2 separate regions of the Mus musculus genome follow, and region 2 is linked to region 1. A link is a loop called in an ENCODE intact Hi-C map of the cell type or tissue named here. Cell type or tissue: left cerebral cortex. All regions are shown on one strand. Region 1 overlaps Bbs4 (Bardet-Biedl syndrome 4 (human)). Region 2 overlaps Arih1 (ariadne RBR E3 ubiquitin protein ligase 1).

Region 1 (2,500 bases):
CACTTAAAGTTTTCATAACACAAAGAAAGTCAAAAGAAACAGCTGCTGACTGCCAAGCAGATAGGGGAAATATGCAAAGTACATATGAAGACATCTGCTGCTGATGCTTACGAACTCCAAATGTACCAACGTGACCTCTAAAGCTCTTGGAAATGACATGGGAAACCACGGCTGGAATCACACCAGTACAAACCTGTCAGCCACACTAACAGCTGCAAAATATAAACCAAAGTCTACAAAGCTACGCAGAAATGCCGTGCTGAGGACAGAATCAAAGACAGTGAACATCTAAGAGCTCTAGCCAAGCCCTAGGCAGTGGCTGAGTACCACTGAGGCAGACCCATCTCTCTGGGTTTGAGGCCAGCCTGCTCTACATAATGCATTTCAGGTCAGCCAGTGCTACACAAATTGAGACCTTATTAAAATAAAAAAAGAGCTGGGGGTGGTGGCACATGCCTTTAATCCCAGCACTTGGGAGGCAGAGGCAGGCGGATTTCTGAGTTCGAGGCCAGCCTGGTTACAAAGTGAGTTCCAGGACAGCCAGGGCTACACAGAGAAACCCTGTCTCGAAAAACAAAAAAATAAAAAATAAAAAAAGAGCTATTTGCTGAGAAAGAAATGCTGTTTCTCACTTACCCAGTCTTTCTGGTTAAGTTTAGCTGCTTCATTATATACTTCAGTGGCAGCTTTGTGTTTTCCCAGAAGAAACCTGTGAAGATAAATTTTCTATAATTATTACTTCCTCAATTCATTACTTTTGGTTTGTTTTTGAGGCAGGTCCTTACGTAATTCCAACTAGCCCCCAATGCACTGTGTGACCAAGGATAACTTGGAACCGGTCCTCATGCCTTCAGCTCCAAGTACTAGGGTTATGGTGTGCACTGCCACACCCAGCTAACCTAAACTCCTGTAGGATTAACTCTACAAATTCACATTTTACACATGTTCCAGAGCTAAAAATTGTATAAGTATTTTTCAAAAAGTTGAGCTGGTTGTATGGGAACGGCAGGGGGCACCATTGCGCCCCAAAAGCAGAAGCTCTTGAGGCAGAGCTTGTGTCAGCGCTGTTCTAAGACAGTAAGGTCATCACACACCAATGTTGGTGGCATTCTTCTGTAACTACTATCTGTATTGTTTTATAAAAGTAGACAGCCGGGCGTGGTGGCGCACACCTTTAATCCCAGCACTTGGGAGGCAGAGGCAGGCGGATTTCTGAGTTCGAGGCCAGCCTGGTCTACAAAGTGAGTTCCAGGACAGCCAGGGCTATACAGAGAAACCCTGTCTCGAAAAAGCAAAATAAAACCAAAAACATAAAAAATAAAACTAAAAGTAGACAAAACCAACAAAAGGTCAAACCATATGCCATGAAGCATAGCCACCATCATCTCCAACCTTGCCCAGTAAGGGCGGATCCTTTTCCTCCTCAACCCAGGTCTCTTTTTGATCATGAATTTGAAGAGAACTGAGTTCTATATGAAAATGATGCCAGTAAGAAAGGCAGTGTGGGGAGGAACATGGAGATGGCACTGCATGGAACACTAGGGTGTGAAAATGTTTATGAAGACTTTACAAGTATTTCCAGAGGGATCCGCAGGCCATGTGCTCAAAATACCTCACGTTTACTATATGTCAATATTCCACCTAACATCAAACCAACACGCTATGTCTTGCCCATGTGATTATAGAAGAGTTATGGGATAATACACTGTTCTCATCAACTAGAAGGTCCGGAGTTCCTTAATACTAGCTGACTTCCAGATTAATCCATGCTCTTCAAGATGAAGCCCATCATACTTATTACTCATTGTCCCACATAGCAAACATCTGGCTGATATAGCAATAAGTTTTTTCCCAAAAATCACTTCAAAAGACAGCATTTTATGTGGTCTTCTGTGATTGTTCCAGTACTCACAAAGATCTGGCCACCTGCTTGAGATTATCAGCACACTGTGGGCTGAGAACAGCACATGTCTGAAAGAGTTCTAGGGATTCTTGGATATTTCCTTCCAGGCGAAAAATCAGTGCTGCCAAATAATAGAAAATACAGAAAATAAGCCATATTCTTAGAAGTAGAGGCTGGCATCAGAAAAACTGGAGGAGGAAGAAGAGCTAAAATCAGAGAAAGCCTTTAATCCAATCAGTCATCACTAGATGGGTAGAAGCAAGCAAAGTGTTACTAAGGGGAAGCCCGTAGTAAGCTAACTGAGATTTACCCATTCTGCTTCCAGCATCTATACTCAGATAACAGGTCTTTTACAAATCACAGAAATTCTTTGTAAGAATAATATTTTGAAGGGCTAGAGGTGGCTCAATTTGTGAAGAGCATTTACTGCTCTTGTAGGGGACTGGGGTTCAATTCCTAGTACCCACATGGTGGCTCACAACCACCTTTTATTTTATGTATATAAGTGCTCTGTCTACACACACCAGAAGAGGGCACCAGATCCCATTACATATGGTTTGTGAGCTACCATGTGGGTGCTGGAAATTGAACTCAGGA
Region 2 (2,500 bases), 49 kb after region 1:
GGTTTGTCACTGGAGGCAGGCTCTGTGGTTTTAAAAATCTCTCATGCCATCATTCCCAGTGTGCTCTGCTTTCTACTTGAGTCATGATATGAACTTTCAGACTCTAACCATCTGAACTGTAAGCACAATTACTTTCAATGCCTTGGTTATTGTCCTTTGTCATAGCAATAGAAAAGTAACTAGCAAACAAAAGACCTAGGTTAAATAATAACGACTTGTAACTAGGCTTTATTTACTTTCTTTGCCCCCCCTTAATTTCCCCCCCCTTTTAAAAAGAAACATAGTTTAACAGAATATATCAAACCAGACAAGCATGGTCACAGTTTAACAATGTATAGTGATTTAATAGTATTTTATTAGAATTCAGCTAATAGGTGCAGTCTAACCCTATTTACCTGACTTGTATATATGCTTTTGAGTTTGGTATCCCTAGATCCCACATGGATTCATTTTTAGAGATGCTAAGTGCCAAAGTGACTGATTTGTAAACTGGCAACTACCCTGAAAACCACCACAATCATTATCAGTTAAAAAATGTTTTTTCTGAAGCAAGCATTATCACTTCCCCTAGAGAAAGATCAGTAGTAGCAGCTGGGTGAGGGGGTGGAAGAACCGACACAAATACACCAAGAAAATCCTAAAGTTGTCTTTATTCTTAGTCACATTGACTTCCAAGTGAGAGCTTCTAGGTTGGTTAATTCAGCTTGAAAAACTAACAGATGCACATTCTTTAAAATATGTACCAACTTCCCCAAAGATAAATGGAAAAAAAAAACTTAAGAGTGCACAGTTTTCATTTATGAAGGAGCCGTTTTCCCACTGTTGTTTACCTTAAAAAAAAAAAAAACAAAACAAAAAACCCTCAACTCCCAAGTTGATAGGTGCATACCTGTAATCCCAGTGAATAGGAGGCAGAGAGGCAGGAGGAAAGCTCTAAATTGGAGGTCAGCCTGGGCTACAGTGCTGATACTTGGTTTAAAAATTAACCCTAAAAAAACTCCTACCACACTCTCCAATTGCAGTAATAAATGCTGAGATCCTATGGTTACATGCTAAGCTGGACTTAGTGGCACATGCCTGTCATCCTAGCACTTAAGAGGTAGAAGCATGAAGATCAGAAGTTCAAGGCCATCCTTGGCTACATAAATCCTAGACCAACTTGGGCTACATTGAGAACTTGTTTTTAGAACTCAAAAGATTAGCAGCTGCTCTGTGCATTTTCAGCGATCATCTATAAAAAGAGATCCTGTAACAAGTCCCAGCAGCCTGTCCAGATTCTCTACACTGGAAAGGGACAGGCCAACAACTGCAAATACCCTATTGAATTACACCAAGCTATTTATTTTCGAGTGTAACTCGTGGTCTGGCTGCCATTGGGGACTATGACCTCAAATGTGAGCATAGGGACTAGCTGCCCAGCCTGCAAGTAGGGAAGGGCTTTTCTACTCAAGGCTGGTTTCTCGGAGAGGCAGGACAATCCTGGATGAAGCAGTAACCCTCTCAAAGGGGCACTGCTGGGCATTACAGTTGACAAAGAATGCAAAAAGCCACTTCTTCTGGTTCTGGATGCTACGTCATTCTGAGACCAGAATAAGAAAACTGTACAGAGGTAGTTGGATATCACTCTGGTCTCAGATAGAAGACATTGTGAAACTTTAGGCAAGTTATTAAATCTTATTTCCCTATTCCGTCAAACAGCAATCTTTACTCCACTTTTTTTTTTTTTTAAAAAAGAAAGTGACAAACTAGAGTATAGATGTGATAAAAGTCAGGTCTGGTTTGATAGTACCACGTTACTATCCATAAATAGGGACTATCAGCTTTTATGTGAAAGCTGATTCCTTTTGAGGCTAGAATGTTTTAAATATCTCATCTATAAAAAACTGACATTCCAAGATGTACAGAACATCTAAGTGTGTATCACTACTAAAACACAAACAACAATTTAAAGTCAATGTTCAAGAGGCAGAAACCAGAAAGCTTTCAGAAATACTTCTGAAAAGTTTCAATTAGCCAAACTAAATGTTGGGAATGGTCTCATTCACAGTTCCTTACATAGAACTTGAACCAAATCTTGACAGTTTATATTAAATAGGAACAGTGAATAAGGCACATTATACAGGTGGCAGTTACCCACCTAAGTTATCGGTTTTCAACTATAAAAATAAACATAAGTAACTAATGGAATAACAAAATAAAAGTTTATTTTATTAGAATTAGGAATGTTCTTTCCCTCTGGGCAACCTGAACAGTCCAGTTACAATGAAAATCTAAGAACAGTTATTTCCACAGCACAAGGTGCTCTATGCACAAAATTACAGGGTTAGGAGCATTTAATCAATTTATCGATCTGATTGTCTCACCAACCCACCCCATCCCATCCCCCAAGTGCTCTATACCGGACATAGCTAAAAGAATTTGTTACATTTAAGCCTTTTACTCTTCTTGTTCTAAATTTCAAGTCCTACTTAACAGGTGAACCACACATTACACTGCAGAT

Evidence for each region. Peaks named below come from ENCODE experiments on the same cell type or tissue, not always from the same donor. Only the 100,000 strongest peaks of a DNase experiment are listed, where the experiment ranks them.
Region 2: it touches region 1 in a loop (1.8-fold over the local background); 5 of 42 quality-filtered maps call a loop at or near these places.

The regions. Positions count from the first base shown.
Region 1 is chr9:59,339,175-59,341,674 of GRCm38, forward strand. Bbs4 (Bardet-Biedl syndrome 4 (human)) reads right to left here. Exons shown (of 16, transcript NM_175325.3): 5 at 1,913-2,024; 6 at 637-709. Among named protein-coding and RNA genes, the nearest start is that of Bbs4, 13 kb to the right of the region's middle. In left cerebral cortex, CTCF peaks have their summits at 1,006 (motif pointing right) and 2,440 (motif pointing right); no DNase peak of the experiment used is centred here.
Region 2 is chr9:59,387,922-59,390,421 of GRCm38, forward strand. It overlaps Arih1 (ariadne RBR E3 ubiquitin protein ligase 1), which reads right to left. Exons shown (of 14, transcript NM_019927.2): 14 at 633-2,500. Among named protein-coding and RNA genes, the nearest start is that of Bbs4, 36 kb to the left of the region's middle. In left cerebral cortex, no CTCF peak of the experiment used is centred here; DNase peaks (open chromatin) are centred at 610 and 1,227.